Regions from separate parts of the Homo sapiens genome. Here all the other regions are linked to region 3. The links are chromatin loops, found by intact Hi-C in ENCODE. Cell type or tissue: MCF 10A. All regions are shown on one strand. Each heading gives the region's core, and the rest is flanking DNA. Links, peaks and the distances in the headings are about the cores only.

Region 1 (10,600 bases), core at 1,310-9,309, 49 kb before region 3:
GGGGATAGGACACCAACATATGTATTTGGGGAAGGACATAATCCATAACACTTACCTTCAATAATTATCAATGTTTTGCTAATCTTGTTTCATCCGTTCCTTAACACACATACACACTTTTGTTTCCTGGGATATTTTAAAACAAACCACAGACATCATGTCATTTTACCTGTAAGTTTTTCAGTATATATCTCTGACCAATAGGGAGTTTTGAGGTGTGAGGGTGTGTGTGTGTGTGTGTGTGTGTGTGTGTGTGTGTGTGTGTGTTTTCCATAATCATCATGTAAAATTGTTTTTTTAACTTAATGAGAATCATGAAAAGAAGAGTAGAGGCTCCTGCTACTTTTCAGCCTGGGAAACTCTTATCTTTCTTCCCTTGAAGAAAGGCAAAAGTCACCTCCTCTGTGAAGCCTTCCCAACACTTAGGGCAATTAATGGCTCCTGTCCACTGCGCCCCCACATTGTTCTTCCATGACTTGTAATGCGTAAGTAATTGTACTGTATTTGTAGCAGGGTGCAGCAGAGGTGAAAAAAGACTGGCTTTTGTGCATCGTTGCTCTGTCTCTCTTCCTCCACTTCTTAGAAGAGACGTTTCTAGAAGCCCATTGAGGGGCAAAGAGCTGAGGAGGAGCTCAGGGAGGGGATGCGGTGGGGAGGGTTTGAATGTGCCTGTGACGATGCTTGGAAGGTGGGGCTTGCAGATGCTGCACCCTCAGTGGAGGTTGCTGGCCATGAGGGCACAGGGTTCCAGGGCCTACCCTTCCAGGTGCCAAGGACTCTTGTGGGTTTGGCATGGTATCTGTTGTTTCTAGGTGGGGCCAAACAATAGAAGCCTTCTATGTATGCAGGTGTTTGTGGTCACCTGTATAAATGTTGACTATTTTCATTTTTTACAATGTCACTATCTACAGCGTAATTTTAAGAAAATTGTCGTAACTAGGCTGGACGTGGTAGCTCACACCTGTAATCCCAGCACTTTGGGAGCCTGAGGCAGGCAGATTGCTTGAGGCCAGGAGTTTGAGACCAGTCTGGGCAACATGGTGAAACCCCATCTCTACTAAAAATACAAAAATTGGCCAGGCGGGGTGGCATGTACCTGTAGTCCCAGCTACTCAGGAGGCTGAGGCAGGAGAATCACTTGAAACCAGGAGGTGGAGGTTGCAGTAGGCTGACGTTGTGCCCCTGCACTCCAGCCTAGGTAACAGAGTGAGACTCTGTCTTAAAAAAATTGTCATAGTAATTTATATTTGCCCCAAGATAATCAAGATTGACCACTGTAAGTTTAAAAACACATATAAAATGGCTAGCAGATAGAGTGAGGAAGGGCTGAGCAGGGCCTTGGAGGCCCAGGATTACCAAAGCACTAGACACAGCTGTTAGCCAACATAGTTCAGTTATCTCTTGGTTTCCACAGGGAACTGGTTCCAGGACCCTCCCTGGATACCAAAATCTGTGGATGCTCAAGTCCTTGATATAAAATGAAATAGTATTTGCATATAACCGACATGCTTCCTCCTGTATACATTAAATCATCTCTAGATTACTGATAATGCCTAATACAATGTAAATGCTATGTAAATTGTTGAAGGAATAATGACAAGAAAAAAGTCCGCATATGTTCAGTACAGATACAACCATCCATTTTTTTGTTTTTCTTTGAGTGTCTTTTATGCCTGGTTGGTTGAATCCATGAATGTGAACCCAGGGATATGGATGACTGGCAGAGAGGGAGGTGGTCCTTAAATGCACAGGCTTTGGTGATCCTCATTCTAGGACAGTTACAGTCTATATGGACCAAATTTATCTGTCACATAGGGATAACGTAGGATTCCCACACAGGGTTCTGAGAATTTTGTGAAATGATGTCAGGCTCAGAAAAACAACATGATCCATAGTAGCTGCCCAGCAGTTGCTTTGTAGGCACCATTCACTTTGGATTTTATGTGAATGGCACTCCCTGGAGTTGTGCAATGGTGAGGTACTCTTTGCTGCCGTATTGTTATTAACTGGTTGTTGCCACTTAGGTTTCTGTCTTCAGTTATGGGGATTTGCTTCAGTTATGGGGATATGATGATGTCAAACCTGCCTGTCTTCTCTTGCCCTCACTCCACATCTTACTGTCAACATCCCCTACCACCACATCTGGAAACCAACCCATTGAGGATTTTTTTTTTTTTTTTTTGAGACAGAATCTCGCTCTGTCACCCAGGCTGGAGTGCAGTGGCGCAATATTGGCTCACTGCAAGCTCCGCCTCCCGGGTTCACGCCATTCTCCTGCCTCAGCCTCCCGAGTAGGTGGGACCACAGGCACCCGCTACCACGCCCAGCTAATTTTTTTGTATTTTTAGTAGAGACGGGGTTTCACCGTGTTAGCCAGGATGGTCTCGATCTCCTGACCTTGTGATCCACCCACCTCGGCCTCCCAAAGTGCTGGGATTACAGGCGGGAGCCACCGCACCCGGCCGGAGGATTTTTTTTTTAGCATGTTCTCTCTCCTTTCCACTCTGAGGCTCTAAAGAGGGAACTAAATTATCAGCGAATTAAATTATGAGTGTATTAAAAAGTTACTCCTTGTTGCAAAAAAAAAAAAAGTTAGGGAGTCTTGCTCTCTTCTTTTGACAAGAATTTATATTTAATAGGACCTATTTTACAGCTATTTATTATGGCAAAAGATTTGGGTGATCCGATGCATTTTTATTATGTATTGTTAAGGTTTTCATAATATTTAAAAATCTTTTTCATGTGTTAATCTCTGGATATGTATTTTTTTATTCAAAGTCCAATAAAAAAGTAAAGCAACAAAATATTCTTCTACTATAACAGCATTCTTTTTAATGTGGCTGACTTATTTAGAACATCAAGATAGAAAACATTTCTGTATTAAAGGTCCCTTCCATAATCTATTTAGTTAATGATCTCCCTTAAAATTACAAAAATAAAATTCAAATTGATAATATCAAAAAATTTTCCAATTGAGGGGCTCTGGAGACCCAAGTCAGTTCTCCTCATAGAAGAGAGAAGACAAAAGGAAAATGTTTGAGCAGCTGAAAAATAGGTTATTTACTACTTAGAATCATAAAACCGTATTTTCCCAAGGTGGGAAGCCTCTGATGCTTAGAATACTTTAAACTTTCCTTTGGGAGAGCTTGTTCTTAATAGAGCATGATACTCAGTTTATATCAACATGTTTATGCTTTTAAAATATCAGTGAAATAATATGGAATTTATATATGCGTGCATTTCTATATCTTGCTGCATCTGCATTTACTTTCTATTGCACTGTTCTCTGCTATAAAATGTGTATTTTAATAAACATTTTTTGAATATCTACTGTGCACCAGATACTGTTTAGTTTTAAAAGGGTTTTCTATTTTGCAAAATATTTTGAAAGAGAGAGAGAGAGAAAGAGAGAACGATCCTGAGAGGTCACCTGGAAGGTGAGAGTTCTTCTGTCACTGAAAAACACACAGTGTAATAAATAATGGCATCATTAAAAACTGTCGTCTTTGCAAAGTACAGTAATTGCTCTGCAGATCCCTCGCACATTTCCCTGTGAACCTGCATACCTGCACCGTACTGGAAACAATCTTCTCCTCCCTCCCACTTCCAGTCGCTTATCTATTCATTACTGCCATGTCTGAGTGGGTTTCAGACATGCCAGGTGTGTGGTGTCACTGGCCTGACGTCCATTCCAAATGCAGACATTTACACTCGTGAGTATTAAAGCAATAGATCTTCCTTATGACAACAAAAAGCTGACTGCAGAAAAGCAAAGCTTCTGGGAAAAGTCTTCGAGCGCGTCTTGGCTTGTTCATAGGGGGAGAAGACCTGACTAATTAGCTCCAGCCCTTCTAATCCGAAGGAGCAGAAATAATTAAAGTATCTGGGGCAAGCTGTGCCGCACAGCAGCAGGCTACAGAAGGGGCGACGCGGTAAGAGGACGTGATCTTAACACAGGCTCACAAAAGAAAGTTCTGGGAACTTAGTGTACAGCGGCAGAAGCCTTTCCTTCCCCCCCGCCCCCCCCCCCACCCCCCAAGGATCTGTTAAAGTAAAATTATTTATGAATCACAATTTTTTTCAATAAAATGAAAATACTTTAATCTAGAATAGAAGGGAAATTCCTACCAAAAATTAGGGCTGCTTAATTATTAAGATACTAGTCTTCAGGGCAAATTTGAGAAGTCGTAACAATTTTTTCTGATTGCTATTGCATATTGACGCTAGGTGAGTTGGCTGTTGCCCTGGGCAGAAGTCCTTTGTCTTAGAGACACTGCTGTGAATGATCATGTACATGTGATTGTGTAAATATTAGGGGAGAGGGGAGGGTTCTATCCTACAGAATTCCCTAATGGCTGTTAACTAACTTCCGTGGTCCTCCCGTATGCACCTTGTCCAGGGGATTGCTAGGGATGGTGGGCACAGTAAACCAGCTCAGGCCTGAGTGTATGTGTGGACACCTGCAAGGCAGCCTCATGGCACATGTCTGTGCAAAGATGAACAGTTTGTTTTTCAGAAGGTTCTGTATTCTAAGTGGAGGGCTTGGAAACGTGTTTGGAAGAGTGGAAAAAGACAGGTGGAAGAGTTTCGAATGGTATCATAGCTTTGTTATTTTGGATGTTTTTCTCCATTTTTGATATAAGTTACTATAAATGTCCTATGCCACCATTTACTGCCTGTCATGTATGTACTGAGTCATATGAGGTTTTTTCTTGATGTATTGTCAGGAAACAGTTAATAAAGAAATCTCGTCTACACCCACCTCGCATATAGAGTGGGTTTCTTTTTCCTGTCTACGGGAAAAAGGAATGACATGAAAAGCAGGAAGCACCCCTGAGTGCTCTAGTGAATTAAGATTGGAACCAGAATTTGGGGCTATTTCTCCACATCTTATTGTTTTTGTCTTAATTTGTAGCCAGGATAAATATTTAGATACATGTACACAAGAGCCTAGGAATAACATTAGGCTGTCAAGATTAAGAGAAAAAAGCAAAACCGGCCGGGCGCAGTGGCTCACACCTGTAATCCCAGCACTTTGGAAGGCCGAGGTGGGCGGATCACAAGGTCAGGAGTTCGAGACCAACCTGACCAACATGGTGAAACCCTGTCTCTACTAAAAATACACAAAAAAATTGGCCGGGCATGGTGGCACGCGCCTGTAATCCCAGCTACTCAGAAGGCTGAGGCAGGAGAATCACTTGAACCCAGGAGGTGGAGGTTGCAGTGAGCCGAGATTGTGCCACCGCGCTCCAGCCTTAGGGACAGAGTGAGACTCCGTCTCAACAACAACAACAACAACAAAAGAGCAAAACTGCAAAAAGCAAAGCAAGGTGAGGGCTCTCAGTCCTTACTTTTCCTCCAGTCATTTTTTCTGATACTGAATCAACCTGACAGCTCTTGGAAGTATTGCTGATGTAGCCTTAAATTCTAGCTCCACTGAGAACAATTTCCTTGTTCAGTTATATCACAGGAGATGGTGTTTGAATCATGTCAGCGTGGTGTGTGATCGTTTTGCGTGGTCTGATGCGGTTCGTTTTTTCTTTGTTGGGTACCCATGGTGTCATAAACACACTGTTGTTCTCCCCTACCCTCTCCGCATAAGATAAAAGATAAAAAAGAAAGCCATGAACAGCATGAAACACCTGCTGGCGGGGGCGGGGGCGGGGGGTTGATGGTGTTGTGGGAGAGGACAGAGCAGTTGGTGGGGGAGGAGAAAGGTGCGTGGGATGGCAGACAACCCATTCCCTTGTTTTTGCTACTCTAATCTCAGCCTAGGCTATAGCTGCCCAGGAACTCAGAATTTGGGCTTCTTATTTATTGCTTTGATTCACTCTTTCAGCAAATATTTGGTTGACTAATACCAGGCACAAGTCTGAGTGCTGATTCACCTCCACAGATTGAAACCGAAGACATGACCCGTTGTCAAGAATGTGCACACAGGGGCCTGGGCTGTTCACAGCACCGGGCGGAAAGGGCATTCCCTCCCTCCTCCCTCCCTTCTGACCATCCGCTCCCTCTCTCCCTCTTAACTTCCTCCCTACTTCCCTCCCTCTCTTCCTCTTCCTTCCATTCTCTCTCGCTCTTTCTCTCGCTCTCTTTTCTTTCCCTTCCTCCTTTCTTACCCACTTCCTTCCTTCCTCTCCTCCCTTCCTCCTTCCTTTCCTTTCTTTCTTCCTTCCTTCCTTCCTTTTTTGTACTTAAGTTTTCAAACATACGTCAGCAGAGAGGCCAAAGAGAACTCCACGTGCCCATCTCCCAGCTTCAAAAATTGCCAGCGTTTTGCAAAAAGGGCTAAAGTTGAATACTTAACAACCCTTGGGGAAGGCAGGCGTATGTCTTGTTGTCATTCTACTTATGAATAGGCAGTAGGAAGTTATTTGAACTTTACAAAATATTTCCCACATTTTGTCAACCGAATGAGACACTATAATAACTACAAAATATCGCAAAAAACACTATATGAAGTTTTGGAATTTGTTAGAAATCACTGTATGTAAAATCAGTGCCTAAGGGCAAAACCCTTGTACCTCTGATTATTAATATAATGGATATAGTTTTTGTCTTGAAATCATTTAAACTTGAATTTCAGAGTGACTTTATGCTAGACATGCATTGATCATGCAAGTGTTGGGGACAGAGCTAAGAAACACCTGGTAGCTAATTAGAATTATGCCCTTCTAATTTGGTGGTTTCTGTATCTATGTTAGGCCCCAGGATTGGGCCTGCTGGATGTGCATGTACTAATAGCAAGTCATGTTTTGGTAGAGTTCAATAGTGTACCTGTACACACTGCTTGAGATATTTAAAAATGAAATTATTGCAACTGCTATATCTTCAGAATAATAGATGAATTAGAATGTGGTAGCAACTCAGAAGTCAAGAATCTTGTCTTGAGAGAAAAGAGGAAAATATGTGATGACTTAATACTCATAAAATCCATTACTTTATAAAATCATTTTAATTCAGTTTTGGAACTTTAGATCATGAAGTGGGCATAATGCACATGTCATAATGCTCTGGTGTGTGTGTGTGTGTGTGTGTGTGTGTGTGTGTGTGTGTGTAGGGAGAGAGAGGGAGAAAGAAGGGAGAGAAATGAGAGCCTGTTAAGGTTGAGACAGGAATGATTATTTGCAGCCTATAGTATAACTTTTGACTTTTGTGCTATTAACAAGGTTTTATCCCATGATACTGTTATTTCATAAGAACATGACAAAGACATTACAAGAAAGTTAAAAATTATCTTCTGCCCAACTATTATATCCGATATTATCATTTTCACTGACAAAAATTGATTGGAGCATCTCCTGTGTGCAGCACGCTGCCTTAGGAAGTCTTGGGGACACAAAGGCCTGAGGATCTCAGTTGGCTGAGCTGTAAAAACCAGTCTCCAACCCTTGTTCATTGTACAGTGAGATTAGTAATAGTCTTTTGAATACTTTATCTTAATGCATACATTTATTTCTGAATTCTACTGTGTATTACTGTACTAGAATATAAGGAACATTGTAATACATTTTTTATTATTTATTTTTACTTTTGTAGCGGCAGGGTCTCACTATGTTGCCCAGGCTGGTCTCGAACTCCTGACCTCAAGCAGTCCTCCTGCCTCAGCCTTTCACAGTGTTGGGATTACTGGCATGAGCCACCATTTCTGGCTGTAAAACATATTTTAAAAAACAGAAAATGTAAAAGGATGACATAAATAGGCATTTGCATTGTTTCTTCTCTAACACTGAGGTGCACTACCTCATTTTGGAAATCACTGAAGGGTTTCAACTGGGTGAATCCTGAGGCCTCTGCTAACACTGAACTTCAGCAAATCTAAATAACATAACAGCAATTCTCTGAAACTGTGCTTGATCTAGAGCAACTCAAGCAGTGCTTCTCAAAAAACAATTGCAGATATATTCTGCAGTTGACAGGGACCACATGGTCCTTGAGAGCTTATCGTGGGTCCTCTTTAAGGCAATTGTTCCCAGACCTGGCTGCTCATGACAATCAGTCATAATATTTCTATCCATCTGATGAGCCAAAATAAAGAAGACATTTTATTGTTGGTCTAATTTGCATTTCCATGACTACTAATGAGACTGAATATCTTTTCATATATTCATTTCTTATTCTCTTAATTGCCCCGATCACATCCACTGCTGATGATTCCATTGGGTTGTTTGTCTTTTTAAAAATCAATATATAGGAACCCTTTGTGTGTCAGAAATATTGCCCTTTTAATGGCAAAATGGTACAACTATTATGCAAATATTATCATCCCCTCTGTTATTTGCCTTTTATCATTCTTTTTGGTGCTATTGTCCTACCAAAATGTTCTTACTTTTAAAGACATTTGATAATGAACTGTTTGACACCTTAGATTTTTATTTATTTGTTTATTTATTTATATTTATTTATTTATGTATTTCTTTAGGATCCAGGGAATACATATGCAGGTTTGTTACATGGGTGTATTAGGTGCTGCTGAGGTTTAGGATACAGATGGTCCTGTCACCCAGGTAGTGAGCATAGTACCCAATAGGTAGTTTTTCAGCCTACACCCTCCTTCCTGCTACCCCCTCTGGTAGGCCCCAGTGTCTGTTGTTCCCACATTTACATCCATGTAGAGTCAATGTTTAGCTCCCACTTATAAGTGAGAACACACAGTACTTGGTTTTCTGTTCCTGTGTTAATTTGCTTAGGATAATGTCCTCCATCCAGCTCCATACATTTTGCTGCAAAGGACTTGATTTTGTTCTGTTTTATGTCTGTGTAGCATTCCATGGTGTGTTTGTACCATATTTTCTTTATCCAATCCACGTTTGATGGGCACCTAGATTGATTCCATGCCTTTGCTGTTGGGAATAGCGCTGTGATTAACATATAAGTGCATGTGTCTTTGTGGTAGAATGATTTCTTTTCTTTTGGGTGTATATCTAGTAATGGGATTGTTGGTTGAATGGTAGTTCTGTTTAAAGTTCTTTGAGAAATCTCCAAGCTGCTTTCCGCAGTGGCTGAACTAATTTACATTCCCACCAACAGTGACAGTTTAGATTTAATTTTAAGTTGCATTATCATTTTGACATGAGGCAAAGCAGAGGAGCAAATGCAGTCCAGTCAAGAGCTAGGGAACCTAGGCTGCTCTTAGCTCAGTCTGAAGTGTATTGTTGCAACATTTTCAGGAAGCAAAGTAGGTAGATTGGGGAAAATATTGTACAGAGTGTGCTGCTGTTGTTTAGTACTCAAATGATAATGTCATATTAAATAATGCATGCTTATTGCATACTTAATGCAACTTTATTGAACAAGTTGTTCCATAATGCCCAAGGCCAGAAAACAAAATAGTTTTTTATTGATGTTACCAGAGTTGAATATGTTAACAATATTTTAGCAGTTTAATCATCAATGAGAATAGGATAAACATCCTGAAAGATACACAGAGAAAAATTCACAAATAATATGTTTATATGAAGACAGTAATGTTTTTGTGTCCATATATAAAAGTGATCTAAAGCACTCATAATCATAATAAACATGCATTATACAACATTACCGATCAACATGATAATGTTCAAATACACAAGGTTTGAAAACTAGGTATTTTTATGGATGGGAAGGTAAATTTCTATAACTTTCTGGTGAACATTAAAATATATTCTTTGACCCAGAAATTTAAGATCCAGGAATTTATCCTGAAGAGATAACTAGGGATAGATACAAAAATTATCTTCTGAAGTATTCACTGCAGTTTTATTTATACCACAAAAAATAAATAATTATAAATTTAATCTCTAACAATAGAGGATTGACTAAAGTATGAAGATCCGTATTAAGAAATACTATATCTGTTAAATGTTATCATCATTCACTCATTCATACATTCACTTTTTCAATAGTTATTGAACACTTACTGTGTGCAAAGCAGTAGGCTGGCAGCTGGAGTTACAAAAGCAAACAGAAGTCATCTATGGCCACAACAAGATTTAATTTTAGAAGTTGAAAAGAATGCTTAGAGGGCTGTTAATTTTGAAAAGAGAAGTTAAAAAATATTATGTGTAATAGGGTCACACTATTGCAAAAGAGAACACTCATAGAAGTACAGAGAGAAGATGAGAAGGAATACATTTAATATAGTAATTAACTGGGAATTAGGTTTTTTTTTGTGAGTTTCTACAAATGTTTTATAATGAACATATTTTATGAAGTCATTAAGATATAAACCTTAGGTGACGTGAGTGTAGGGTGCTATGTGTGTGTAGCGGGGGCATTCTTTCTCATTTGGGCTTTAAAACTCTTGGACTGCCTTTGATGTTTATCATTTAGTAGAAGAAGCTCTTCTAGCTTTTCCTAAGGCTCAGTTGTTTCTTAGATGGTTTTGCATGACTCCAACCTGGAGGCCTGAGCACAGTAAAAGGACACAGGACGCCACAAGGTCAGAGGATACAAGGAAAGGATTTGTGACCTAGACATATGTTCATAGGAGGCTAAATGAAAAAGACTGCAGCTCTCTCTTTTTTCTTTTTTCTGCCTCCTGGGTTCAAGCGATTCTCCTGTCTCAGCCTCCCAAGTAGCTGGGATTACAGGCATGTGCCAACCATGCCTGGCTAAT
Region 2 (10,600 bases), core at 1,708-9,707, 110 kb before region 3:
AATAAATCTATCATGGCTCCTCCAAGTGCACGAAGGTCACAAAGTGGTGACCCAACCCTGATGGGAAAACTGTTGGGATCGAGAGGATATTGTCATCCAGCATGGCTTCCCTAAGCAGGGCATTGCCTTGTCTGACAACATCTATGCAGATATCACTTTGTGTTCAAAGATAAACCTATTCACACTTCTGTTGGAATGGCACCAAAGTGTTCCATGTTAACCTGATCAGGCAAAAAGTCCTGGGGCTTGGATTGGGTTGTGTGTGTTTGGGAGCCATGATTAAGTATGATGGGAACATTCCTGTTCCTTTCCATCTGCTTCATTCTTTCTCCTTTCCATCCCTTTTCCTTTTTTTTTTTTTTTTTTTTTTCCCACTCAAGCACCTATCAAGCTTTCTGTCACTCTCTGTCCCATTTTTCTCCAGGCTCTGTGTGGCTGCACCATGAGCACTTCCACCATGGAAGGGCAGGTGATCCCTTTGTCTTGCATGAAATCATCAAGAATGACTCTGTGAGGAGCATTCCCTTGAGAAGATTCCCACTGGTAGGGAAACCTCATGGCCCAGTTCAAAATTTGCTCCCAGACAAATTAATACTACAAACATCATGTGAGAACATAGCAAGAAGGTGGCCATCTGTAAGCTAGAAAGAGAGCCCTCAACAGGAACCGACCGTGCTGGCACTCTGATCTCAAACTTCCAGGCTTCAGAACTGTGAGGCAATAATTCCTGTTGTTTAAGCTATCCAGTCTATGGCTTTTTTTGTGGAACCCTGAGCAGAGTAAGACAAGGCAATTTTTCTATTCTTGGCTTTGAATGTAATTCTCATCTTGAAGCTGAAGAGTGACCAGAGTGCCACTTGGAGATCTATAAAGATGTCTTGTTCAAGCTTGAAAATGGAATGTCCTCCTTTTCCTCTTAGCTCTGGTAAGACCTTAGGTCTGGTGAGACCTTTCCTCTGCCTCCAACCCCACACTCCAGAATCCACCTGTTGGGGGAAGCAAGAGATGAGAAAGGGGACTCTTCACCCTCCCCACCTCACATAGGTCTACAGTGCCCAGCAGGAGGTAGTTGAGGTTCCTGCACATACATTCATCCACCTGCATCACCCACTGAGATGTTTGCAGGGTTACTGGGGTTGAAACAGAAAGGAAGGTAGGTCACTGATGAACACCTTTATTTGGGGGGAAGGAGATGAACAAGGCCCAGAGCCACTTCCCTGACAGCTCCACACCAATACACCCACAGCACTGGAATGTCTATGTTCCTACTGTTCTAGAGTATGCACAAGGGTAGAGAAAGGGCAGGGTGGACTGCTGTCCTTTTACATTAATACTAAGTCAAGAGGTGAGAAGCAGGCCCCAAATCCCCAGACTTCATCGATAAAAAATCAGGATCCTGGGGAACGACACCTACCATTCCCCACTAGGAGATTCAGGTCAGAGACTGCTCCCCAGCTTCTGAACTCAGACTCAAGTACTCCCAAACTTCCAGTGTCTGCAGTTGTGATATGTGAAGCTACTTGGCTCTTGCCCTTCCTGAAAGCTTAGTGGGGGCATTTGGCTCTGTGAGGGCCTCCACAGTTGCACAAAGAGTGAGATGTGAGAATGGGGGAAGGGATGGCTGGGATAGTTTCTGTGGGTGGGTCATTACTTGATTTTTTTCATTTTCAAAAGTTGCTGAATATTTGTATAGAAGGTTTTCTTATTTTTCCCCACTGACTACTTTATGAAATTATTATGTATTTCAAAAAATAAGTCATTTTAGCAGATTGAAATAAAGGATCCTGGAAGGTGGTAGGAACACATAGCCCCTCTCACTTCCCTCCGTGTGCCTGGCCATAGCAAGCACTCAGCTAAGCTGGCTCCTTCCTTCCCACAGCCCAAATTCCTGGGATATGTCAAACCTCAACCCACATCATGGCACAGAGAACCTCGCTTTCCTATTTGAAGAGACAGTGGTAATTGAGAAAGGTAAATGTCATTGATTACAAAAAGTGGAGGTCATCCTCTTCAGAGGTTGTGTTTGTGTGAGAATCAAAGTTGCCGAAACTGGATAGAAATATTTATTCGAGCAAAAGTTTCTTCAGCGGAGGGACTGGAAGAGGTCTTTCTGGTGGACAATGAAACATACAGCCCCAAAGATGAAGACGAGGTCCTGAGCTTCCGCTTCCTGCCACGCTTGTTGTGTCTTGGTGGCTCCTGGATGGGAACAGAGGCTTCCTGGTGGCTTCAGGGCAGGTGGGCACCTCAGCACAGTTGTTGATTTTGGGATTTCAGGATTTTCCTGGCATGTCTGTCTCTCTCTTTTATCTTCCTATCTTTATCTAGAAAATTCACCACTTGATGTTTAAAACAAAGTACACGCATTACTTTAGTAAAAAAATAAAAATAAAAATTAATGTAAAACATAAACAAACAAACAAACAAAAAACCCCACAAGCATTTATCACAGGTTTTATTGTAAAAATCATCAAGTAAACCTAAATAGGGATTTGTTGATTTATTTTAGAGTCAGGGTCTTTCTATGTTGACCAGACTGTTCTCTAGCTCCTGGGCTCAAATTATCCTCCCACCTCCACCTTCTAGAGTGCTGGGATTACGGATATCAGCTACTGCACCCAGCCTAGAATGGATTTTCCAGGCATGGTGGCTGACGTCTGTAATCCCAGCCCTTTGGGAGGCCGAGGTGGGTGGATCACCTGAGGTCAGGAGTTTGAGACCAGCCTGGCCAATATGGTGAAACCTGTCTCTACTAAAAATACAAAAATTAGCCGGGTGTGGTGGTGGGAGCCTGTAATCCCAGCTACTTGGGAGGCTGAGGCAGGAGAATTGCTTGAACCCAGGAGGCGGAGGTTGCAGTGAGCCGAGATGGCGCCGCTGTACTCCAGCCTGGGCAACAAAGTGAGACTCTGTCTCAAAAAAAAAAAAAAAAAAAAAAAGGATTTTATGATTTTATGAGATTTCCTATTTCCATGAGCTTATCAAGACTAGATATGTTGAAATGCCCTCCCACTAGAAAATACCCAAATAATGGATAAGTTAGAGTAAACACTCTTTGAATTTTGTTGCTAAGCTCAAAGGAGAATAAGGAAAGTCCTAATTTTTTTTAAAGACAAAAACAAATAAAATAGAACTGAAACTAGTAGGGTAAACCTGCTCAATTACTTGTTCAATACTTGACCTGGGGGTAGAGGTGGGGCCAGCAACTTGTGGTATTCCAGCATCTTTTCAGGGACAGAAGTTCTTTTAGTTTTTGTTTTGTCTCATTTAACCTTATGCGTGTCTTTGAAAGTGCAATGCTTCGATTACTAAGGTTTTATGACTATTATCAACAAAACATTCTATAAGTGTAAGGGGTAACTCTCTTCAAGGACATCATTCCACTCTACTGAGGCTCCCTGTTTCTTACATGCTTAGTGTAGAAGTTCTAGCAGCTGCCTGGCATTATTTTTTCTTGCAGAGAAATAAGACCATCCAAGTAAATATTATAATTAGGACCATAATGGCACATTTTGATTGCTTTTAATAAATAACACCAACCAGAATTTTTCTTAGATGTGACACTAATAATCACTAATGGCCAAACTATTAGATTTATATCAGAAATTCTTGGCTGAAAATTTTTATCAGTACAGGCTACAATATTATCTAAGCAGAAAATGAATGTAAAACTTTCTGCAGTTGTCTCATTATCTTGTCATAATCTCCAAGAATTCATAAGAGAAAAATGCAAGGAACTAGGAGCTGGTATAGCTCAGCAGGCATTTTGTGAAGAGAATATGGGTAAAATTAGAATAAAGAGAACAGGATTGGAGCATCGTTCACAAGTCTAGGCCCTGTTTGGTCTTCGTGTTTTGGAAACATTAGCAAACTATGGGTAAAAGTAAAAAGTTGACATTTGTATACGGTTAGAATTGAAAACTATCTTGTCCACTTAAAACTTTAGTATTACAGAATTTTGCTTTTTAATTATCAAAGTGGTCAGATAAAGATGGCTTATGTTGACGTAAGTCATAGCAAAGCCATGACTCATTTCTTTTTGTGATTAAATCATGTGGCTTTTCATCTTCAGAAAATTTAGAAAGATGACAACATTGTCATTTATTTGCAATTCGCCCTTCCACTCTCCTTCCTAAAATTCAACCTTTCCATTTCTTTTACCTTCTTGAGCTTCTTTAATTATCAGCAAACTCTTTATGGGCTCAAGGTTTATTTCACCTTTCTATTAATAAAAAGAAACAGGAAAAGAAATTGGGATTTTTATGAAAAATGTTAAAGGCTAGCTCTGTTAGGATTTCCCATGACATTGCAGTGGTGACATGGTCGTGGATGTGCCAAGGAAAGCCTGAGCTGTTGACTGCTGCCCCAGTAGCATCAGAGAACCACTGTGCTTGCTGAGACCAATGACTGCCATTCTGGACAGGGCAGCCTTTGGCAACATTCAGAAGCAAGCTGTTTGTCTTCAGTCCCCTCTCTTCAGCCTCCAAATTTGTCATTATTGCTTGGTGGATGGAGTACCCTATACTACCCCATGGCTCTCCAAAACCCTTTTCCTCCCAGCCAGGAGGCCCAGGTCTGCGCATTCACTCACTCGATTCTGTGCATGTTGCCTGTGTGCGGTCCATTGCCCTCACCTCACTTTCCTGGGGAAAGAAAAAATGACACTGAGCTGAGGAATGAGCAAAAATCTAGGTAGAGACGTGGGAGAGGCTGTGCTAGTTGGAGGGCGTGAACAAAATCGTGGAAGTTTACAACTGTCTGACTTTTCTAGGGAAAGGCAAGTAATCTGATGTGACTAGAGAAAGGTTAGGTGAGATCTGTAAGCTGGTTTGGGTGTAGAAGGACAAAGAATTGGAGTGGGAAGGGTAAGTGGCAGCTAGACTGGGAAGGGCTGAGCACCAGGTAAAAAAGACAAAATAAAATTGTTTCTCCTCTCCCAGGAAATACTGAACTTTAGGAGGCAACATCTCCATCCTGGCTCTGTAAACCAATCTTTATCAGAATGAGAATTTTGGGGTAAGTTGGAAGGGACAGGGCCAGGCTTACAGCAGCGGTTGGCAAACTATGGTCTGTGAGCCAAATCCAACTGCTGCCTGTTTTTGTGTGGCCTGTGACTAAGAATGATGCTTACATTTTTAAATGGTTGAGTAAAAGTGAAAAGAAAAATAATATTTTGTGACTTGCAAAACTGTACAAAATCCAAATTTCACTATTCACACATAAGTTTTCTTGGAGCACAGCCACATACACTTGTGATGATTTCACTGCTTTGGTCATACAAGGGTAGAACTAGAACTGAATTGTTGTGACAGAGATCCTCTGTCCCGAAAGGGCCTAAAGCATTTCCTGTCTGGCTCTGCTTAGAAAAATATTGCCAAGTTCTGTGCTGGGCACGGTGGCTCACGCCTGTAATCCCAGCACTTTGGGAGGCTGAGATGGGCACATCACCTGAGGCCAGGAGTTCGAGACCAGCCTGGCCAACATGGTGAAACCCCATCTTTACTAAAAAAATACAAAAATTAGCTGGGCATGATAGCGGGCACCTGTAATCCCAGCTACTTGGGAGGCTGAGGCAGGAGGATCACTTGAACCCGGGAGGCAGAGGTTGAAGTGAGCCGAGATTGTGCCACTGCACTCCAGCCTGGGCAACAGAGCAAGACTCTGTCTCAAAAACAAAAAACAAAACAAACAAAACAAAACAAAACAAAAAACAAAGGAGTCGAGCACTAGACAGAAAGTTCAGAGCAGGATGGAGCTCTACAAAGATAACCTAAGTTTTATGGAGCTGAGTTCCCAAATCACTTTAACTAAATGTATTAATTCCAGTGGCCATGATTTCCCTAGCACTTATTCTCCTGTAGCATAATTGGAAATTCTAACAAGCCTTTTTTTGCGGGGAGGGGGGAGGGTGGAGGTTGTTTGTTTTTAGTGTGAGATGTGGATTAAGCATATTAAAAATTTTAAAATAATTTCTGGGAAATTTGGAAAACTGTGTTGACAGGGTGGTTGCCATGCATTTTAAGGAACATTCACATGGTTGAAGAGTCATAGAGAAAACATTGTCTTTCAGAATCACTCATCCAAATCAATATAAATAAATTGCTAAGACCTTTTCTAACCTTTTAAACATTCATCTTTCTTCATGAGAACAGCAATAAATGTCCTTTGTTTCTGGAGTCTGCCAATCACCTATTTCTTCTTTAGTGTGGGTAATTTAAAAAATTGTTTTCATAAGGCTAAAAGACATTATGTTATACAATGTCTCTATTTTTTTTTTTAATGGCAAGGCAGACTTCATTCAAGGGTGGCACATTGTGGTAGGTATAGGAACCATTGCAATGAGTGTTGCAGCAGGGGAGGGAGATTGGAGTCAACTCACTACTGTGTCTTTACAATTTTATTTTTTCTTTCAGAGACAGGGACTTGCTCTGTTGCCTAGGCTGGAGTACAGTGGCGTAATCATGGTTCATTGCAGCCTCGAAATCCTGGGCTCAAGCAATTCTCTGACCTCAGCCTCCCAAGGAGCTAAGAATATCTTTAAGTTTTTTTAAAAAGCAATCCTTACTTCCTGAATGCACCAAAATTGTAATCCCATTTTGACCCAGTTAAGAGGAAAACTCAAAACTGAGAGGGCCTGGTTAAAGAAAAGTGAGTAGAGGATATAATACAATGATTGACAGGAAACCCTGGTGTGTTGTGAGACACAGCAGTGGAGTTGTTAAGAGTCGCCTCCCAGTTGATGTATGCTATCTCAGAATATCCAGATTTCCCAGCTGACATCTTCTGCCTCCCCTGGGGTGGTGTGCAAATGGAGACTGTATCAGTCAGGGTTCAGTTGCAGCAAAGGGAAGCAACTCTAGTTATTTTAAGCAGAAATGTTTAATACAAAGAATTAGCTGCATGGAAGTGCTGGTGGAAGAGATGGTTTTTGGGAGACTCCCAGGACACTTGAGAGCTTACCACCTAGGGGAACAACTACCTCTTCCATGAAGGTGGGGAGTCAGAAAGTTGCTATAGGATCAGGAATCTGCCATTTTTTCCTCACAGATGCATCTTGACTCCCATGAAGCTGGGAATTACAAGTACCCTGCTGGAATGCTGCTGCAGAAATATATCTGCACTACCATATTTTCTAGTGAAATTCAGCCAAAAGCAGCAGGAAAATTATCTCTGCCTCACTTCCACTTTCCAAACCTTGCACAAGTGCATCCAAGTGGGGATAAGTAGGTGATCAGAACCCTAGCTGCAAGAGATTCCAGGAAATGTAGTTTTTTTATTTCTAGACTCTCTATGTGGGGAGACACACTGGAAGGGAGTGAAAGAGAATGTTGAGGTTAATCACCTGTATTTGCTTCCTATTGCTGCTGGAATAAATTGGAACAAACTCAGTGGCTTAAAACAATACACATTTGTTATCTTTCATTTCTGGAGGTCAGAAGTCTGATGGAGGTTTTACAAGGCTAAAATCAAAGTGTCAGCCAAGGTGTGCTCCTTTTGGAGGCTCTAGGGGAGAATCCATCCATCCCCTGCCTTTCCCAGCATTAGAAGACTTTCCCACATTCCTTGCTCATGGCCACATTGCTCTGACTTCCGCTTCTGTCATCACATCACCTTCTATGACTCTAACCTTCACATCTCCGTCTTATAAGGACTCTTGTGATTACACTGGGTTCATCTGATAATACAGGATAATCTCACCTCTCATGATTCTTGACTTAATCACATCTGCGATTCCCATCTTCCATGCAAGAAACACATTCACAGGGATTGATATGTTGACATCTTTTGGGGGGTCACTATTCAGCCTGCCACATTGTTCATATCCAAATTATTGAGGGAAGGAGCTGATGTTTATTAACTACATGCTATGTGCTGGAAACTTTATATATATATATATTATCTCATCAAACATTCATGACAATCCTTGAAGGTGGCACTATTACTCCTACTACAAATGAGAAAAAGAGATTCAAAGAATTTTAAATACGAGTCCACTATTCAGCGATAAAAAAAATGAACTATTAAGCCATGAAAAGACATACAGGAACCTTAAATACATATTGCTAAGTGAAAGAAGCCAGTCTGAATAGGATACGTACTGTATGATTCTAACTATGTGACATTCTGGGAAAGGTAAAATTATAGAGTTTATAAAAATATCAGTGGTTTCCAGGGGTTAAGGTTTGGGGCAGGGCGTTGAGGGTAAGTAGGCAGAGCTACATTACCCTACTTATGAGCAATGAGTTCTCCCCCCAAAAAATCATTTTTCTATCAACCAGGCTGGAGTGCAGTGGCATGATCTTGGCTCACTGCAGCCTCTGCCTCCTGGGCTCAAGTGATCCTCCTGCCTCTGCCTCCCAAATAGCTGAGACCAGAGGCATGTGCCACCACATCCAGCTAATTTTTTATTTTTGGTAGACTTGGAGTCTTGTTATGTTGTCTAGGCTGGTCTCCAACTCCTGGGCTCAAGTAATCCACCAGCCTTGGCCTCCCAAAGTGCTGGGATTACAGGTGTAAGCCACTGTATCAGGCCCAAATTTTTGATATCATAAACAACCTGTGGCAAATATTCTTGCATATGCATCTTTTCACACTTCTTTGACTATTTTTTGCTAATACATTCCTAAGGGTAGGTTTTCTGAGTCAGATGGCAGGCACATTGTAAACACCTTTTATATATATATATTTAGAAAGTGTCAGTGGTGTGCTGGAACTCTGAAACAAATTAGAGCTTTCCCCCTCTTCTATGGAGAGCTGACTATTAAACATTTAGCATACTACTGGAAAGTGTGTACAAATCTCCAGTCCTAACAGTATATGAGGACCCATTATTTTCACCTCAAAATCCATACTGATGCTTAAAACAGTAATATGTGCTAGTTGTAATTTGTATATTCTAATACTGATGATTCATAGTACCTGTTGCTATCTCTAGTTTTTCTTTTCTATAGCTCATTTAGAGGTTAAAAGAAATTTCAGGTATATTTGGGCATATTTCATACTCAGCCAGGTCAGTATGGTCCATTAAGGGCAAGCAAATTTTGCAGGGATTTAGCATAATTATGCAATAATTCCAAGGAGTCTCTGCACTTTGGAAAATTGTTATTTATAAAAACCTTTTAACTAATTGTTTTGGCATACATTGTTGATCTGCAGGGAACTTGGTGACACACAGAGAGGGAAGGGGAGAGAGTGATTAGAATCTCCAGGAGTCCTTTATCTAATTTTCCATCATCATACCATATACTCCATTTAAGCCCACGGGTGGGGATCTTCCTGACCTTGTTGGTACTGCTACCCTGGTAGCTAGTAAACCACTCTTTTAATGTGGTTGTGTTGCTTCTGTTGCAGTGGAATAAAGATTTGGACCACTGAGTCATCTAGTTCTAAGAAGCTGTGATTCTATCAGAAATGATCAATGGGGGGAGTCAGCTGGCATAATGAAAATAGCATGAATTTGGGGGTTAAGGTCTCCAGAATTCTAAGTCCTGCTTTGCCACAGGGCTATGCATTTTCTGTCATTTTCTACTCCACAGCTTGATTGGCTTATCTAGCCAACTAGATTCCTGCTTCATTTTCCCTAATCACTCCTGGTAGATCTTTTCGCCAAGGATTTACAAAGGAGCTACTCAAGAAATTCCCATGTGAAAGAGTGATAGTCTTCTACTTGATAAAAGCATAGGAATAGCCCCTTTGCCTCTAGATAACTGAATGCTCTTAGACAAGCCTCAGTTTTCACATGAATAGAATGAGTACATGTGTGTTAGTCTATTCTGGCATTGTAATAAAGAACTACTGAGACTGGGTAATTGAAAAGAGGTTTAATTGGCTCACGGTTCCACAGGTGGTATAGGAAGCATAGCTGGAGAGGGCTCGGGTAACTTACAATCGTGGTGGAAGGTGAAGGGAAAGTTGGCACATCCTTCATGGCTGGACCAGGAGGATGTGTGTGTGGGGTGCTACACACTTTTAGATAACCAGATCTCATGAGAACTCACTCACTGTCATGAGAACAGCAAGGGGAAGTGTGCCCCCAAGAATCAATCAGGCCCCAACCCTGACGATTACAATTCGACATGAGATTTGGGTGGGGACGCAAATCCAAACCATATCAGTGTGTGTGTGTGCGCGCATGCGCGCGCACGTTTAGAGGCCGGGGGGAACTGCACTCAATGTGTGAGTCCTGAAGTTCAATGATTCTATGAAACCAATTCACCTGTATAGTAAATGTGGTGGAATCACACTAGTGCCTTCAATAGAAACTAAACTCCCTTAAAAGAAGCGTTTGAGTTAGCTTCCAGAGACTGCTATGTGAGAACATGATGTTAAGTTGTCATATGTATGCTATAATTTGATTCTCACTGGAAGAATGCAGCAGTGATGTAAGAGGCTGTTTGTGAAATTAGGCCATCAGGGAATGCTTGTGCCCCATGACTGTAAGGACTATAATTCTCTTACACACAGACATCAAATGTTATTGCAAAGCCATTGGAAAAATTCTAATTATTTTAAAGGCATATATAAAATATGTACCTTTTATTAAATAATATGAATATAAAGTAAGATCAAGTTCTGACTCTGAGCTGTCCATGCTGATGAC
Region 3 (10,600 bases), core at 171-8,170:
ACCTAACTAATGGGAACTATATTTTACAGAGGCACATTTGTGCATTTGTAGAAGTCTGTGTATTTCTTTACTGTTGTATTGTCTTTACCAGGTTATCTACATTTGGTTGGGCACTTAGCTCTTAGGTCGAGTTTATGGAGATGAAATATGCTCTATAGGAATTTGTGTTTTGGTTTTTAGAATTGTGTGTTGCCATTCTTTTTTTTTTCTTTTTCTTTGAGGTGGAGTCTTGCTCTGTCACCCAGGCTGGAGTGCAGTGGCACCATCTCAGCTCACTGCAACCTCCACCTCCTGGGTTCAAGTGATTCTCCTGCCTCAGCCTCCTGAGTAGCTGGGATTAAAGGCGCCCGCCACCACTCCTGGCTAATTTTTGTATTTTAGTAGAGACAGGGTTTCACCATATTGGTGAGGCTGGTCTTGAACTCCTGACCTCAAATGATCTGCCTGCCTTGGCCTCCCAAAGTGCTGGGATTACTGGCGTGAGCCACCACACCCGACCTATTCTTCTTTTTCTCATGGTGATGTTGACTATATCAATGTGTATATTTCTCTGGAATAGCAGGCACTCATATTGGTGTCTACATCCTCAGAAAACCCAAGAGCAAGCCAGGTGCTTTCTTTTCGTGATCTTTTTGTCAAATTTATTTCCAGTTCATACGCATTATAATTCAGCTTATAAATCTGTATGAAAACTAGGAGGCAAACTGTGATGTTTGGTGGCACCTCACAGTTTACAGAGCATGTTCTCATTGTATGCACTTGATAAATTGACTCAACTGTTTCTATGGACTTTCAGATTGATAAGTGCTCCATATGACTAGTTATTGATGTGAATCAATTCAACAAATATATTCAATTTGTGAGGTAGTAACTATATAATCACCATCAATTAGAACTCTGCTTTGTGCCTAAGAACCCAAGGAAAACATGGATCTTGCAAGGGTCAGTAGCTCTAAGAATCATTTCTACTAGTTCAAGCCTTAGGGTTTTCTTTCTCTGTTCCCCTCTCCTCTGTCTTCCTTCATTTAATGGCATCTTATTAGGTTTTAAATGCCTTGTTTGGAATTCCTTCCTAAATTAACATAGAATGTCTTGTAATTGCTTAGGGAACTGTCTGTAATTAGCAAATTATTTTAAGGCTATTCATATTACAGACTTACTGTAGCTTTAATGTACCTCAATTTATATTATAGGGGTATGCAAATGGCTTTGTCAGATGTGTTAAACTGTAAATGTCTATCAAGCAGAATAAGTGATAAAATAATCATCTTAATCTTGAAAGTAATTTACAGAGGTCCAGTAATTAATCAGGTGGTTAAGCACATCTCTGAAAGTGTTATATGATCTTGGAGGAAAGGAGGACATTTGTGTATAATAAAGAAGGGTACACAGTTTAAACTCTTATAGGCTGAATGAGAACTTTTCACTTTTGCATAATGGGGATATTAAAGATGACTGAGAAGTGGAAAAAAAAAACCTCCTTAGTAACATCCTGTATCTTCCTTGAAAGAAAAAATGCAAATCAGTTATCCAATCTGTCTGCTGGAAAAATTCCCAAGTTAATGTCAGAGTTTAATTTTCTCTGTAGATTGTCCTGTGATGCAGTGGTATTTTCCCAATCCCTACTCATATTTGATTATATTTCAGCATTCCTTTCTCATTCCCATTAACCTCACTTTAAAAAATATTGACAGAATCCTCACAATCTTATTTTGTGGATTTTGGAACAGTTATATAATTGCTCTTTGAATCTAGGTGTATTCTCAAAGAAACCTTCTTAGTTCCTATGACTTTCCGAATCTTGCTCATCCTCCAAAGCATGGTCAACCAAGGTGCATCATGATAACTCTTACAGATTCACTATTTTTTATTACCACCCTCTGAACTCTAGCTAAATGTAGTCTAGGTGACCAACTTAGGACTTCACTCTTTACATTAGATCTTCCGTTGCTTTTGAATTTGTTTAATATTTCTAATCATGGTCTGATAGTATTTTAAATTAATTGAGGGTACTGATGGTATCTGACTTCTCTCTCTCTTCAGTTTTCTGTAACAGTGATGGCACATAGTAGATGCTTAGTAAATGCAAATATTTAGTTAATACTTATGGGTGTTTGCAGTTCGCCCCTTTGCTATCTGATTTATATTTCCTTTTGGATTTAAATAAATCAGCTAGGAAAGCAAAGCCACTTAGCTAGGCATCCAAAGCAGCCTACTTTTTCCTCTCCCAACCAGTTTCTTCCAGACAACTATGGTTGAAGGATAACATCAAGCAGATGAAAAATGGCCCACATATTTATAGAAAGTATGCTTATCCCGCTCTCCAAAAACGGAGTGGGAGGCTTTGCAAAGTCGTTAGCTGTTGTCACTGGCAGAAATCAACTATAGGTTCTGCAGCATGTCGGGGATATGGGAATGAAGATTCCTTGCATTTTCAATGGTTCTTTGCAATGCTGTAATTCTACCGTTGTGTAAGTCATGGCCTTTATACGGCTGATGACCCAGTTAATTTTCTTGGGTAGAAGTATTCAGAAAATTAGAAAGATTTATCTCCCTGTAACTTACACAGCATGCTCTTCAGAGGGAACCATTGAGTTTGGGAGGTAGAAACCACTGCCTTCAATAGTTATAGGTTATCTGGCACTCTGATAAGAAGAAAGCTTCTAAACCCCTTGTCTCTCATTTTTATTGTAGTTATCTCACAAATATTCATTGTTATATAAGTTACTGAATGAAATACATAAAAAGCAAGTAATTACAATAATAGAGTTTCAATGCTTTGCTCAGTACAGGAAGTCAGAATGGATGAGATTTTGAGGGGCGGTGTGTAGAAATGGCCTTATCAGAGGCATGGCCAGAGGGGCAGCTCTTCTTAATAAGGGGACTGTGGGAAAAGATAACTGCAGTCTCATTTCGCTCAGCCTCCAAGCCATTCCAAGTGTGAAAGTAGCATGCGTCTTGTGGGGGAATGCACATGACATATTGGAATCCCCTTTGTTGATTATTGTTACACCTGATCCTTTGTGGCCTTTTTGTTGCTTGTTGATTTGATCATCAGAAGAGAATTTATGGATATCAAAGAGCAAACGTTGCCTTTATTCCCTTGCCAGCAGAACTGGTAATGATTATACTTCTTGGGCCTAGTTTACTCCCTAGTAAAGCAGTATATTAAAACGTTAAGGGGAAGAAACATCTTTTCATTCTAATGAAGTGCCACTGAAGCAAGGTTGCTCACGGCAGTACATTAATGGTTCCCTTGCTGACACCAAATGTTATTACATCTTCTTTAAGCATCTCCCAAAAGACTGTTAGTCATTATTAGCGTCTTTACTCAGGAAGGACAATAGCCATGCACTGACTTGATCACTTTTTATTATGATCAATTGCAGTATGATTTATTCTTGTGTATGTGCTGTATCAGTGTGCTAGAGCTGGCATAACAAAGAACCACAAACTAGACGTCTTAAACAATAGAAATTTATTGTCTCACAGCTCTAGAGGCTAGAAGTCCATGATCAAGGCGTTGGTAGGATAAGTTCCTTCCAAGAGCTGTGGGAGAGAATCTGCTCCATGCCTGTCCCCTAGCTTCTGATGGTTTGCTGGTAATCTGTAGTGTTCTTGGTGCATAGAAGCATCACCTGGATCTCTGCCTTCATCTTCACATCACCTTCCCTCTATGCATGTCTCTGTGTTCAAATTTCCCCTTTTCATAAGGATACATAATAGATTAGGACCCATCTAGTAATCTTATCTTAGTTTATTTATTTATTTTTTTGAGACAGCGTCTTGCCCTGTTGCCCAGGCTGTAGTGCGGTGGCATAGTCAAGGCTCACTGCAACTTCCACCTCCCGGGCTCAAGGGATCCTCCCACCTCATCCTCCTGAGTAGCTGGGACTACAGGTGTGCACACCACACCTAGCTAATTTTTGCATTTTTTGTAAAGATGGGGTTTGCCATGTTGCCCAAGGCTGGTCTCAAACTCTTGGGCTCAAACGATCAACTCGCCTCAGCCTCTCAAAGTGCTGGGATTACAGGCATGAGCCATGGCGCCTGGCCTCATCTTAGTTTACTATGTCTACAACAACCCTATTTCCAAATAAGGTCACATTTTGAGGTGCTGAGAGTTAGGACTTCAACATAAAAGTTTTTGTGGGACAAAATTCAACCCCTAATGTATACTACTGTGACAGTAGTCATTTTTCAGACAACTTAAAAGAATAAAACTTAAAATTTTAAGATTGCCTGTATGAACCTGCTGCCTGGTAAGCATATTTCATCTGTTGCTCCCACATTTTTATTTCATATCAATTTCCTTTAAATGAGGAACGGTGAGGACTTTCAGCTGTTGGCATTTTATCTCCTTTCTTCAGAACTGGAGTCTGAGGGAATTGTTCAGGGCCGTTTTCTCTCTTTCTTTCTGGGCTGTTCTGCTGTGCTCTGGGCCTCAGACCTCCTCATGACCAGCCACTCTGCTGTGTGAAGCCTGGGATGCATCCTGGTAAAGTGACTCAGAGGCCGCTGACTCATTCTGCCCTGCACAGAGATTACCAGCCATACTGCACCTTGGAGTACTGCCCAGGGGAAAATACTAATGTTTTCCATTAGCATTCAAAGCACAGACCAGAATGAATTCCCAAGATCACTGCTAAACTCCTTCCTGACAAAAGGGAACGTTTACTCAGGCCTCAGTGAAGCATAAGTGAGCCACTGTAACCAAGGATTTGAGACTCAGCGCACCAGTCTGAAATCTGGTTTACCAATTTTATGCACACAATATGATTTCTCATTGAGCTTGGAGTTTGTTGGTGGCCAAGATGAAAGTACCTGTAGAGTATTTAACTCTCTTATTTTGTGAAAGAGTGCATAGCGTTTCTTGGGGGAGCATATGTTAGTTTTGAACTGGTCTTGAACCAGTTCACCTTTTCAAAATATGTGAATGATTTGATTTTGGTCAGCAAATCACTAGTAAATCTTTAGCATATTGCTTAGCATATTGGTGAGCATATGATTTGCATATTGAAATATTTTGAAAAGATGACTTTTCAAAGCCATTTTGCCCAACTAATAGAAATATGTGAAAACTCTCCTCTAGGTTCTAAATCCTGAGTGCATCCATTTCTTTCTGGGTTCAGGTCTGTAAACTCTTCCTTGCTACAGTAAAAGTTGATGATGGTGAGTGCTTACCGTGTACCTGGCAGTTGAGTAAGCATTATCTCACTTAATCCTCCCAGTAAAAGGTACTATGATTACCCCTGTATTGGTGAAGGTAGCTCCAGCAGCTGGAACAGATAAACAAGTCTCAGTGACTCAGCCCAGAAATTGTTTATTTTTCACTCATGTAGCAATCCTATTTGGTGTTCCCAGTCAGGTGGCCAGGGGTGATTCAGAGACCATCTTCAATATGTGGTTTCCAAGGTTGCTCAGGAGGACATCTCCAGTTTATCTGTCAACAGGGAGAAGAGCTTGGAGGGCCAAGGGTGGAGTTTTTTATGGATCTGGTCTGGTTGTGACACTCATCACTTCTGCTCATATTTCATTGGCTCAGTCACATGGTCACATGTAACTGGAGGGAGGCTGAAAAATGTCATCAAATAGATGTGCCCATGAAAAGGAACCAATTTGGAAAATAATTAGCCAGTGTCTGCCATAATCTCTATCTTAGAGGTAAGGACATTGGAATCTAAAGAGGTTAAATCATTTTTCTAATCTGTAGAGCCAGGACCCAAATCCCAGGCCAGTCCTATTCTAGCCCTGTGTATACTGCTTGGGTCATGGTGCCAGCATGCAAGACTAATTAGAATTTGAGCCCACTCAGGGGTTCACTAGTAAGTCATCAGCTATCAGTCATTGCCCCAAACTCAGGGTGTCAGACAGCCTAGACATCCTTAAGCAATCCTTGGTTAGCATTCTTCTTTCCCTACTCTTTGTACCAAACTTTCTTCCTCTTAGTCTTCACACCTTTGCTTCCTGAAAAAATCATTTTAATTTTTGAACTATAAACATAATCCAAGTTCTAGGTGCTCATTGTGAAGCTAATTATTGGTGCCTGATACAGAGAAGATTTGGCAAGATAAGTCAAGTAGATAAAAGTAATAGGAAAAAGGATTATGGAAAGAAGGATTGGATAGGACAGATCGTGTAGGAAGGAAAAAGTCTGTTTTTTTCTCAGACTGTCTCTAGAATTCAAGGATGTGGGTGTTCTGGTTTTTCTTGCTGTGATTTAGCCTTTTCAAATTTGTGTTCAAAATATAGAGCATCCCAGTCAGTTAGTGAAAAATTTTAATGGTAGAGATTTTTTACTGAAATGAAAACAGCATTACTTTTGAGCACTATAGTAACTCCAAATAACCAAACTCCGAGTAGCTGGGGAATTAGGAGTTCTTAGTTCATATTTTGTCGAAAATTCCAAAAGCACTTAAAGCAAATGACAAATACAGTTAGGTAACTTTGATTGTGTGGATTTAACAGTCAGTCGGTGTGAGGCATTTGAAGTGTGAATTACAATTTTAAACTAATTTAGAACGGATAATTCCTAGCTTCTTGAGGACATTAGCAGGATAAAAGAGTGAAACATGGACCCAGAAAAGTGGACTTTCGTTCCTATTGAGCTATGAGTGGTTCTTGGTAATGAGATGTAACCGAGATGAAAGAATAAAAAATCCCTGTGTAAAGAATGGTTTATCATATCAGCAGCAACAGCACTTTGTCTTTGGAAAATTGTACTAAGTGGCTGAAGCTGATAATATTTAGAATATTTACAATTTGTATGTAGGTAGTGCCTTCTACAGATGTCCAAAAATAGTCTGTAAAATCTCTTTACCTAGAAATGCTTATAATATAATTCTTTTTTTTTTTTTTTTTGGAGATGGAGTTTTGCTCTTGTTGCCCAGGCTGGAGTACAGTGGCACAATCTCGGCTCACTGCAACCTCTGCCTCCCAGGTTTAAGTGATTCTCCTGCCTCAGCCTCCTGAGTAGCTGGGATTACAGGTGCCCGCCACCACGACCAGCTAATTTTTTGTATTTTTAGTAGAGATGGGGTTTCATCATGTTGGCCAGGCTGGTCTCAAACTCCTGAACTCAGGTGATCCACCCGCCTCAACCTCTTAAAACGTTGGGATTACAGGCGTGAGCCACCGCACCTGGCAGAATTCTTATTTTGTATCTCCAGCTAAACTCAAGTTGGAGACAACTTGATGTTTCTGTTGACAACTTTTCTCTGCTTTACCTATTGGTCAGTTTCAAATGGACTTAAATGAATCACAAAACTTGGTCTATCTAGTTATGATTCTCTGTAAATAAACAGTATTTCCCTAAGTGGTGCAAAATACCTGAGTACTTTTTCTAGCTATGATTTTGCAACAGGGATTATATAAACACTGCTGTAGTGTGAATGTTTGTGCCCCTCCAAAATGTATATGTTGAAATTTAATCCCCAATGAAGTAGTACTAAGAGGTAGGGGACTAGGGAGGTGATTGGATCATGAGCATTCTGCTCTCATGAATGCATGAGTGCCTTTATAAAACGGCTTGCGGGGACATGTTTGTCCCTTTTGCCATGTGAATATGCGGTGAGAAGGTGCCATTTATGAGGAACAGGCTCTCACCAGACACCAGTTCCACCGGCTCCTTGATCTTGGATTTCTCCCAGCCTCTAGAACTATAAGAAATAAATGTCTATTACTTATACATTACCCAGTCTAAGGTGTTTTGTTATTGCAGCCTGTATGGACTCAGACAAGCAGGGATCCAAGGTTTAGCCATCATGAAGTTACACATTCTGCATTCATGCTTTCTTTGGCATAGGGTGGTGCTCTGGATCTTCCTCCTCTCCTGAAACACTCTGATAAAAATGTATTCACACAGAGCAGGTAGAGAAGATTGGGGCGGGGGTATATGAAACATAGATCCTCCCCAGATATAAACCCTCTTCAGGTCCCAGAAATCTCCACTGACTCTCCTTGGCAACTGTGAAATGGGAATGAAACAGTGAAATAAGGTATGATGAGGATACGACTTCATCAACAGGCTGCAGGGAACTTTAGTGACTCTAGCCACAAATACAGTTATTTGGCTTGATCTAGAAAGGAGGAAAACTATGGGAGGAGATGCATGCCATTTTAGGAAGCCCAAATACGGTTGACTCGTAGTGAGTGAAATAGGTACAGTTAGTGTTTCATTAGGTGGTATTTTATTTGATACATGTAAAGAAAAGTGTTAGGTGATGCAGATTTATATGCAAATGTGGACATATATTATTCATAACCATTTCCCTTTTCATTAAGTCCCCCACCCCCAACATGCCTGCATGTGTGTTTTTGCACTAAAGGCATGGAATAAACCAGGACTGCAATACCCCAACCTTGGATTCCTGGGATCTTGATGCAATGGGCCCAATTAGCTACCCCTTCACTGTCTCCTCCCCAGAATAAAATGGTGTTTCAGTTATCTATTGCTGTGTAGCAGGTCACCCCCAAAACCTAGAGGCTTAAAACCACATATCATTATCTCTCATAGTTTTATGGGTTTTTAGGGGGCTTGGCTGAGGGGTTCTTGCTCAGAGTGTCTCCTGCAGTTGTGTTCAGATGGTTGTCAACTGGGAACTCAATTGGTACTTGTCACCTGGCTTGGGCTCCTCAGAGCATAACACTTAGGTTCTAAAAGAGTGCCACAAGAGAGTGCCACATGTTTTCTAAGAGACTCAGATGGAAGCTGCAATTCTTCTTGTGACCTAACCTCAGGTGTCTCAGAATATCACTACCAGCATATTCTGTTATTCATGTGAGTCCCGAAGACCAGCCCAGATTGATTATAAGGGGAATCAGCAGTGGTATGCTAGTAAATGTTTAACAACAGGTTCTCAAAAAAACCCACTCTTACATATTACTGATATGAAGGATATATATGATACATGGCCGGGAGCAGTGGCTCACGCCTGTAATCCCTTCACTTTGGGAGGCCGAGGCGGGTGGATCACCTGAGGCTGGGAGTTAGAGACCAGCCTGGCCAACATGGTGAAACCCCGTCTCTACTAAAAATACAATTAGCCAGGTGTGGTGGTGGGTGCCTGTAATCCCAGCTACTTGGGGGGCTGAGGCAGGAGAATTGCTTGAACCCAGGAGACGGAGGTTGCTGTGAGCCAAGATTGTGCCATTGCACTCCAGCCTGGGTGACAGAGAGAGACTCTGTCTCATATAAATACATAAAGGATATATATGATATACACAATATATCATATATAGTATACAATGTATACTCTTTATTCTTTTATTGTAAATTTCGTAAGACCAATTAATTCTCATAGAATGAACTAGTTAATTTTTGTGTAACTCTTGCATTGCAATCGATGAATGAGTGTAATTGCAACAAAAATGTAGTTGATGTTTTTGATTCTCCCTTTACAAGAAACTGAAACAATGAAGAAATATGCTTGAACTTCATTTGTTTGTCAACAATATAAGTGACTTCTTTGCTGAATTAAAGAATAGTTTTCAAATACTGGAAGAATATTTCCTTATTTGTGTGTGTGTGTATGCTAGTCACAATGTGATGACTAGAGACACAACACACTTTTATGTTTTATCTTTAGTATAGTTTTTCTCCATGACTTTCTCGAGTCTAGACAAGGGGTCAGCAATTCTTTTCTGAAAAGGGCCAGATAGTAGATATTTTAGGCTTTGCATTCCAGGAGCCCAAACTGAGGATATTATGGAGGAACTTAACAACTATTTGAATGTGTTTAGTGCATGGGCTGTTCATAAATAGGCAGTGAGCTGAACTGGTCTGTGGGCCAGAGCTTGCCAACACCTGGTCATGACAATCAATAAACCAATAAAACAAGCTCTGATTTGTAGTATTTTCCAATTTCCATAGCGTAAATGCTCTTACCATGGCCAATTTCAAAATACCAACAAGACATCATCAAAACAGATTTGGGAAGAGATGTGCAGAAGTATATCATTATATAGCCTTTCTACTGTACAGATGTAAATGACCCCAAGAACATTGATAACAGTAGATATAATGGCACGATTAAGAAGGGGTGAGTTTTGAGAATGTATTACTTTTGCTTTTAACATAATTTACTTAACACAAATTATGTAATTTAATTTTTATAATGACTGTGTTTAACTTGCAAATAACGGGTTTGCAAATTGCCTGAAAATTTAACAGTCAGCTCTTGCCAACAGTTACACGTCAGCTCCGGCACAGCACTGCGAAATTAGACTCCAGTTCTTGCTGTGCAGAGACACATGTGCATCTGGGGAGGGATGGAGCTGAAGGTGGCCATCAAGAGAAAATTGCTTCCGGTCACATTCTCTTCTATAAATCCTTCTGTTATTTGCCTACCACAGTCTGGCATATACAGGGGCTGTTAGTGTACAATTTATGTGGTGTTGGGCATAAGCATAAGGTCGCTAGAATTTTAGCATGCCAATCATTTGTGTGTAGTCGAAGTATATCTCTTTGTGAGATATCGTAGTAGAAGTGCTCATAGTTTTTTTTAAAATGCAAAACAAAGGAATTGTGATTTATTTAACAATCAAGAAGAAAGTAGAACCTTGATTTCTGATTCATAATTTACTTAGTTGGTTTCATGTA

What was found. Peaks named below come from ENCODE experiments on the same cell type or tissue, not always from the same donor. Only the 100,000 strongest peaks of a DNase experiment are listed, where the experiment ranks them.
Region 1: it touches region 3 in a loop (2.7-fold over the local background); 9 of 110 quality-filtered maps call a loop at or near these places.
Region 2: a loop joins it to region 3, with 3 times the contacts of the local background. A loop is called at or near these places in 4 of 110 quality-filtered maps.

What each region holds. Positions count from the first base shown.
Region 1 is chr9:76,862,268-76,872,867 of GRCh38, reverse strand. All of the region lies in intron 1 of PRUNE2 (prune homolog 2 with BCH domain), which reads left to right. Among named protein-coding and RNA genes, the nearest start is that of PRUNE2, 39 kb to the left of the region's middle. In MCF 10A, for the core only: no CTCF peak of the experiment used is centred there; a DNase peak (open chromatin) is centred at 5,907.
Region 2 is chr9:76,921,148-76,931,747 of GRCh38, reverse strand. No RefSeq gene overlaps it. Among named protein-coding and RNA genes, the nearest start is that of PRUNE2, 20 kb to the right of the region's middle. In MCF 10A, for the core only: no CTCF peak of the experiment used is centred there; a DNase peak (open chromatin) is centred at 5,257.
Region 3 is chr9:76,812,425-76,823,024 of GRCh38, reverse strand. The region is part of intron 6 of PRUNE2 (prune homolog 2 with BCH domain); the gene reads left to right. Among named protein-coding and RNA genes, the nearest start is that of PCA3, 53 kb to the right of the region's middle. In MCF 10A, for the core only: no CTCF peak of the experiment used is centred there; DNase peaks (open chromatin) are centred at 4,534 and 5,354.